Linked DNA regions of Mus musculus: region 1 is linked to region 2. The links are chromatin contacts, found by Hi-C or POLR2A ChIA-PET in ENCODE. All regions are on one chromosome and are shown on one strand. The core of a region is the stretch at or near the end of the contact, and the rest is flanking DNA. Distances in the headings are between cores, read along the strand shown.

The links. A loop is a pair of places that touch in the nucleus more often than their neighbours do. ChIA-PET counts read pairs that join two places held with the same protein, here RNA polymerase II (POLR2A).
Region 1: a map of gastrocnemius shows a loop between it and region 2 (9-fold over the local background). The contact joins two enhancer-like sites. A Hi-C loop is called at or near these places in 1 of 37 maps with a recorded cell type or tissue (gastrocnemius). POLR2A ChIA-PET finds 5 or more read pairs at or near these places in 1 of 5 experiments (Patski).

What each region holds. Positions count from the first base shown.
Region 1 is chr12:102,583,402-102,587,026 of GRCm38, forward strand. It overlaps Itpk1 (inositol 1,3,4-triphosphate 5/6 kinase), which reads right to left. Exons shown (of 10, transcript NM_172584.3): 7 at 886-1,051. Among named protein-coding and RNA genes, the nearest start is that of Chga, 30 kb to the left of the region's middle. Within about 2 kb of position 2,161, at least 1 of the 3 ENCODE cell types and tissues checked has a DNase peak (open chromatin) inside an H3K27ac peak, as active enhancers do; it is gastrocnemius, where a contact is called at or near this core.
Region 2 is chr12:102,624,268-102,627,691 of GRCm38, forward strand. All of the region lies in intron 2 of Itpk1 (inositol 1,3,4-triphosphate 5/6 kinase), which reads right to left. Among named protein-coding and RNA genes, the nearest start is that of Mir1936, 59 kb to the right of the region's middle. Within about 2 kb of position 1,625, at least 1 of the 3 ENCODE cell types and tissues checked has a DNase peak (open chromatin) inside an H3K27ac peak, as active enhancers do; it is gastrocnemius, where a contact is called at or near this core.

The sequences.
Region 1 (3,625 bases), core at 911-3,410, 40 kb before region 2:
GGAACTTGCCTAAGAGGGGCCTTCCGGATTGCTAGAACATTCTTTTGAGCAGCTCTGGTGTCAGCACACCTTTCACTGGCCCCACACAGCTGATGTCCAGGATGGATGGAGGAGCGAGCATGAGAGGGAGGGGCAGACTCCTGAGAGCCTTCTCCAAGACCCTCTGGGACAAGGAGTCCTGTCAACACCTCTACCACAGGACATCTCAGAGACACTAGGGCCCTGCCCATCTGTTCAGGGGAAGTTCCCTGAGGCATGGGTGGCAGGGGTGAGTGATTACGCCCCCTGGGACTTGCCTGAGGAGCTCCATGGGGCTCTTTGTGACTAGGTAGCTACAGCCTGCTACGAAAGCCCTGGCACACCTTGACAACTGCGGAGGCTTCTGGTAATTCAGACTGGGGTCCCCTTTTAGCAAACCGGACACACTAGGCAAGGGTGGCATGCAATGTGGTGGGTCAGCCGTCATCTCCCTCCTTCATGTCCCACACTGGGCTGGCCACACCCACTCTGGCACACTCCTCCTGGGCACCATCACTGGGTGGGCCAAGGGACCTTCCTGGGAATAAGAAGCTTCTAGAAATTTCCTGGAGTCGGCGGCAGCTCTGAGGGATGGAGCCCCAAGGTGCCTACGGCACAGGGTCTCTCGATGGCCCTTCAGGACCCTTTTGTCATCTATCTATCTATCTATCTATCTATCTATCTATCTATCTATCTATCTATCTATCTATCTATCTATCTATCTCATACAACTCTTTCAACCCAGGTCATCTCTCACTAACCCAGAAATAACAAGGAAGACCAGGAGACAGACACCAGGTATCCATTTCGGCTCTGCCCCAGGGTTTGGCACAGAGTGACACAATCAGGAGCAGTGGATCGGATTACCTGATGTGCCCGCAGAGAAGTTCTTGAGTGAGGGTCTCTGGACCACTGTGTAGGACTCGCCCACCACAAACACCTTGTACAGGACAGCATTGTGGTTGATGAAGTTCTGGACCACACAGGGAGGCTGGATGGCATTCAGGCCCTCTTGGTTGAACACAATAGCCATCTGGGGAGACAAAGACCAAAGGCTGCATCAGAGTCCATCAGCTGCCAATCTCCAACACGGTGGCCAGTCACCTTCCTGGGCGACCCCACCATGACCTCTCCCTGGCCCTGTGGCGAAGAGCTGGTGCCCAAGACGGATGGAGGTGAGCATCCTCCAAGGGGGCCCCTCTAATACCCTCAGGGACAGTGAGTCCCTCTTTGAGCACTCCCAAAGAGTTTCGAGTCATAGCGAGTGGGACAGGGTGCAGGAACATCCGTGAACTTGGTAGCTATGCTGTTCGAGTTGGGAAACCTTGAATTTCCTGGGTCTGTCACATAAAGCAGAGCAGGCTGTGAACTCCAGAGCTCCCCAGATCATGAATCACTGCAATCCTGGGGACCCCTAGGTTGGGTGCTACTCATTGCTTATAACACCTGGAGCCTCTTCCACAAAGGCCCAAAAGGGAGGAGACTCCTGCCAGCCAGGAGGAGGAGGCCTTTGGTCAGAGTCGCCTCTTGTTATAACTTTACTACAAGAACTAGGTGCCCAGGGGCCATCCTTACAGTGCCTGAGATGGACACACTGCCACACCTTAACAAATAAGGAAACTAAGGCCCCATATGCTTCAGTGAGCGATCTGCAGGAGAGTGAGGCTGGGTTGGAATTGGGTCTCCCTGGCACCTTGACATGCCCTATCACAGTCACATGATACTCAGCCAACTGGAATGCAACTTTGTCCGAGCCTCAAGCTCCTCTAGGGACCAACATGCTGAAGGAGGATCTGATGGGGGCTGAGTGTGGTGGGGAGGACAACTGGGTCCTCTTCTACTCCATCACAAGCTGGGTATGGAGTCTGGCATGACCGGCCCTGAGGATGATGGGACCAGGGGGTTGCCCCAGCTTACCTGAAGTAGTGGCTTGAGCAACATCACTCACTACATGGCCAGGAGAGAGCCCAGGCACATTCCGGGGTCACTAAGCAAGGCTAATGATCCTGGAAAGATGGCCACCTGACCAACTGTCACCCTCAGGTCAGCCACCACAGAACCACAGTGTGCCTGAAGCCCAGTTGGGCAGGACAGAAGCCAGAATCCAAGCCATGTGGAAACACCAGTGTGTGCCAGGCCGGGAGTGAGGTGTGAACAGATGTCCTCTCAACCTTCTTACAAGAATGAGGCAACAGTGTGGGAAGCAGCCAAGAACACAGATGCTGTAGACCCGACAGACTGAAAGCCCCTGGTGATAGGACACACTATCCAGCACAGGCCAGCTAAGCCCCACTCTTTTTGCTACAAGCAGTATCTACTAGCAAGTGCAGGTGTATGGGGCTTTGATAAATTGTGTTATGTAGCTTCTGTAAGTGGGGAGGTGGGGAGGTGGGGAGGTGGGGAGGGAGGGAGGGAGGGAGGGAAGAAGGACTGACTGCCCTGTAGAGCTCATGTGTGTGCACTGGGTTCTAGGTCTATGGAAGCAAACAGTCTAGTGAGGGCTGATGATGGAGCTGGGGAAGGCAGAGGCATGGATCACCAGGCTGGGATACACACGAGGACCCCGTGAGAAGTTCCCTCTTTGTAGCTTCATTTCAACCCTCTCTGAACTCAATGCCACTGGATATCCCTGAAAGGTAGGAGGCACTGGTCCCCCCACCCTGCCCACTCTACATAAGATATTCTCTGGTGACAAACTTCCTGTCTCCCCTGGCCTCTGTCCTCCAGACCTCAGAATGCAATGGGTCTTCATGTGCCCAAGGATGGCTGTGGACTGGGAGAGTGCCTGGCGCTGAGATAGCAACAGAGGACGGACATGCGTGCATGCGTGCATGCCTGCATTCGTGTATGTGTGCTTCTGCACATACCTGAATGCTAGATGGCCTCCCTGGGGGGTGATGACCTCGCCTAGGGGTTGACTGTCAGTGACTCAGCAGTGCCCCAATCTGATGGAATCCTAAATTCCATTCTTGGAGCAGCTGTGAGCCAGGCTCTGTGGCAAGCTACACAGCAACTCCCTCGCCCCATAACTGTCAAATTCCCAGCGATTAAAAAGTGGGCAGATGATCAGGGAGGCATAGCAACTGAAGGTGCATGTCAGGCAATGTGTAACACTGCCAGTAGTGCCGGCTGTGTGCTATCCCGAGGCTGGGTTCCCCTCTGTCACAGAGGAGCTATTCGGTGGTGATGGGAAGGGTGCTGCGGCTGCTCTGGAGTCTGCCTGCTTCCTGCCTGGCTTACTCGGGAAAGCACCTTGGGGTGCTGCTGCAGCTGGGAACCCAAGCAGCCAGGATACCCCCACATGGCTCTTGACATTAGCAGACAGCTGTCCTTGCAGCTGATGATGGCTTCCCATGGCAGGGCCAACCCCTGGCACAGACTGTCCCCTGGTGTTCTGATACTGTTTATAGACATTTCCCCGTAAACATCTGCCAGGAGATGAAAATGACCTAGATCTGGAAAAAGTCATGGCGTCTGAGCTTCCATTTTTAGTCTTCTCTCAGGGAGCACTTCTGCCAATAGGGTTATCCGGAAGGCTTTCCCCATGGGGCTACTTAGGTCACCCTGGAGAATGTGGGGCCTTGCTAAGAACACTACAGGGACCTAA
Region 2 (3,424 bases), core at 375-2,874:
GCCTAGGTCTGTGTCACTTGTGACAAAAGATAGCTACAAACTGTCATTCTGAAGAGACAGTAAGCGAATGACATACATACCTGTCTCCTTTTATTCCCAATCACTATGGGAAAGGAAATCACAAATTAAGCAAGTGAGGGCAGATGCTTTAAAAAAACCTGCCTAGGACGTGGGTGGGAGTTTGGCTTGGATACAAAGTGAGACCTAAGGCAATTGATTTAAACTTCCAACCCACCCTCCATCCTCTGCCCCATGTCCACTCTGTCCCCTGGGTGTCACAATCCCAAAAGTCACAACCATATAGCTGCTGCCCTCCGGCAGAATGGCAGATAGGGGCCATAGCGAAGGTGATATCGAAGGTAGGTCATGACGCTTGATCCCTGTACCTGGTCCTCATGACTCTTTCAGTCCTGGTATTTCTGCACAGCCCATCTCCCAGGACGGCCAGCCATCTATCTCTATGGCTCCATTTACATTCTTGGTTCCCCTGTCCCAGCAGGCCTATGAGTGGTGACAATTCCCCACACTTGTTCATACTGCATACTCTGTCTTGTCAGCCCCTCAGGCCCTGCTCACACCTATTGCACATACATCCTTACTTTAACTCTTCTGATAAGCCTTTGGGAATACGACAGCTCCTTCCTGCTGTCCTTAACCCCACTTTTTATGGTCTGCCAGGAGAGATGTTAAAATGTCACCCCTATTTAAAAGAAAAAAAAAGGACCTCCCAATAAGAAAACATCAAGGGCTATGCTTCCTTCCCATGGTGATGGGCTTGTGTACCAAACAAACCAAATACAGGCAGGACACCAGACTGAGGAGCGGAAGGGATGCGACCCAAGGATCTTTTGTTGTTGTTTAAAATTGTGTCTGGCCGGTCTCGACGTTAAGGAGATTCACCCTGACTCTGCTTCTGGGGTGTCTTCTGAGACCTCACAGCAAGGCTGGGAGATGGGAATGATACTCCTGCCTCCTACGACCAGAACACCAAGAACCGAGGAAGAAAAAAAAGGGCCAGCCATGCTATGTAGCAGGCAGTAGCCTGAGGCCCAGAGGAATGCCACTGTCTGCCCTGCCAAGCCACCAGCTTGTCATAACCCTGGCTTCAGTTTTCCTTGAGGAAACTCAAAGGGCCTCTCTGGCTCTGTGTGGTGATGCCACACTAGATTTTCTTCCAACCCAGACAGGATTTGAAGGCAAGTGAAGAAGGTTACTGTGAGAGGCTGCACCCAAGGACCTACAGCCATGCCTGCTGGTTCTGCCGTGGCAGGTACCACAGACAAAAGGACAGTATTTTCAGACTACGGCAGCTATGAAAAGATGACTGGGTCCCAAGACTGACAGTGGGCACATTCCTTAAGTTCAGACAGAACTACCATGCTGGTCTCCATCTCCAGTCCTCGCTGGGCCAGGTACTGGGGAGGGGCATAGTGTCAGGGCCTAGTTTGAGTACCAGGTAGGGCATGCTTGTGTTCATTATTGTCGTTTTAGGATCCAGAGGTACATCTTGGGCTACTGGAGTTTGCAAGGACAAAAAATCAGGCAGAAAAAGGCCAGGGGTCCCCTGAGGATTGGTGGAGGAGGTGGACATTAGCCTGAGGCCCGTAGACCTGACAACCAGGGGCTGTTTGGAAAATAAGCTCCCTGCGTTCCTGGCTGCTCTACAGAAGGTAAACAGTTGAGTCTGGAAGCCAGCCACCTTCCTCTGTGTACTTTCCAGGCACCCTTATGCCAATAAAGCCCTTTCACAAGAAAAGCAACTCGGGACACACATCAGGCCTGGTGTGGCTCTATTCCACAGTATGGCCACCTCTTGCCACAACATCGAGTCTTCGCTTCTTTCTCCCCCCACCTACTTTTAAAAAAAGATTTATTTATTTTTACATATATGAGTACATTGTAGTTGTACAGATGGTTGTGAGCCATCATGTGGTTGCTGGGAATTGAACTTAGGACCTTAGGAAGAACAGTCAGTGCTCTTAACTGTTGAGCCATCTCACCAGCTCCCCTTCCCACTTTTTTTGAGACAGGCTTTTTCTACACAGCCCTGGCTGTCGTGGACCACTTTATGTAGAACAGGATGGCCTTGAACTCACAAAAGATCTGCCTGTCTGTGCCTCTAGACTCACTATACCCGGCTATTTTTTCTTCTCTGTAGATCAAGCTGCCCTTGAACTTGCAGCCACCCTCCTGATTCTCCCTTCTGGGTGTTGGGGTCACAGGTGTGAGCCACTATTGCACTTTTGAGTTGTATAAACGAGCCTTTCTGCTTTTCTTCAAGTGACCAGAGTAGCCACCATCATTCTCCAGGGACGATGACTCGAAAGCACCCCAGAGAAGCCCTAGTCTCTCCTCACTACCTTGGACTTCATCTGAGGCTTCAAGATGGGCGTGAAGGGCTCCTGGAACCAGAACACCACAGAAGGAACACTGCAATGGTGGGGCCCTTAGGAGACAGTGCATCACAGATGCGGGGATTGTATGGAAGGGATGGCACAGTCAAAGCTCTGTCTCCTAGATAGGGTGAGGACAGGACTCAGGGTAAAGACTCCATGTGAGCTCACCCTTCCTTTTCTCTGACCACTCAGCTCCCAGAACATCCCCAGAGACTGCTTGCTCTCCCCCTTGGGAGGGGCGTGGACTGTCCTTCTCAGGGAGTGTTAAGAGCATGTCACTGAAAGGCCTGACCATTGAGGTCAGGAATCCATACTTGCTCTACTTCCAGGTCTGGCTGTCCGGCAAGGCCAGCACTGGACACGGTTCTCCATGCAGCACACAGAGAGAACAAAGAGCCACTGTTCCCCTCGCAGACAAAGGCACTGAGGCTCCTGAGCGGGGCAGGCAAGGCTGAGAGGATATGGAACAAAGTTGGCAAATCCCAGTGGCCCACGAGTCACCCCGATTTCCAAAACAACAGTAATTAGCATAATCATGCCCTACCTGGTAACCAAGCTATGCCCAGACACTATGTCCTCACCCCAATGCCAGCACCTGGAACCAGGCAGAGATGTAAGCAAGGCCAGGAAACCCATTTAACTCCATTATTTCTGGGTAGCCAAGGTCATCTAACTGTACTGTGCCTCAGTTTCCCCATTCATAAGATGAGGCTACTGTTAACTCTTCCACATACCCCTCAGGGCAAGTTTCCTAACTCTTTTTTTTTAAGGTTTTATTTAAGTATATGAGTATACTGTCATGTCTTCCAGTACACCAGAAGAGGGCATCAGATCCCATTACAGATAGATGGTTGTGAGCCACCATGTGGTTGCTGGGAATTGAACTCAGGACCTCTGGAAGAGCAGCCAGTGCTCTTAACTGCTGAGCCATCTCTCCAGCTCCCAAGTTTCCTAACTCTTGACATTTCTCAACTCACCTTGTAACAAACCGGAAGAATGCATAGGTCCCTCATCTCACCTGTACCCAC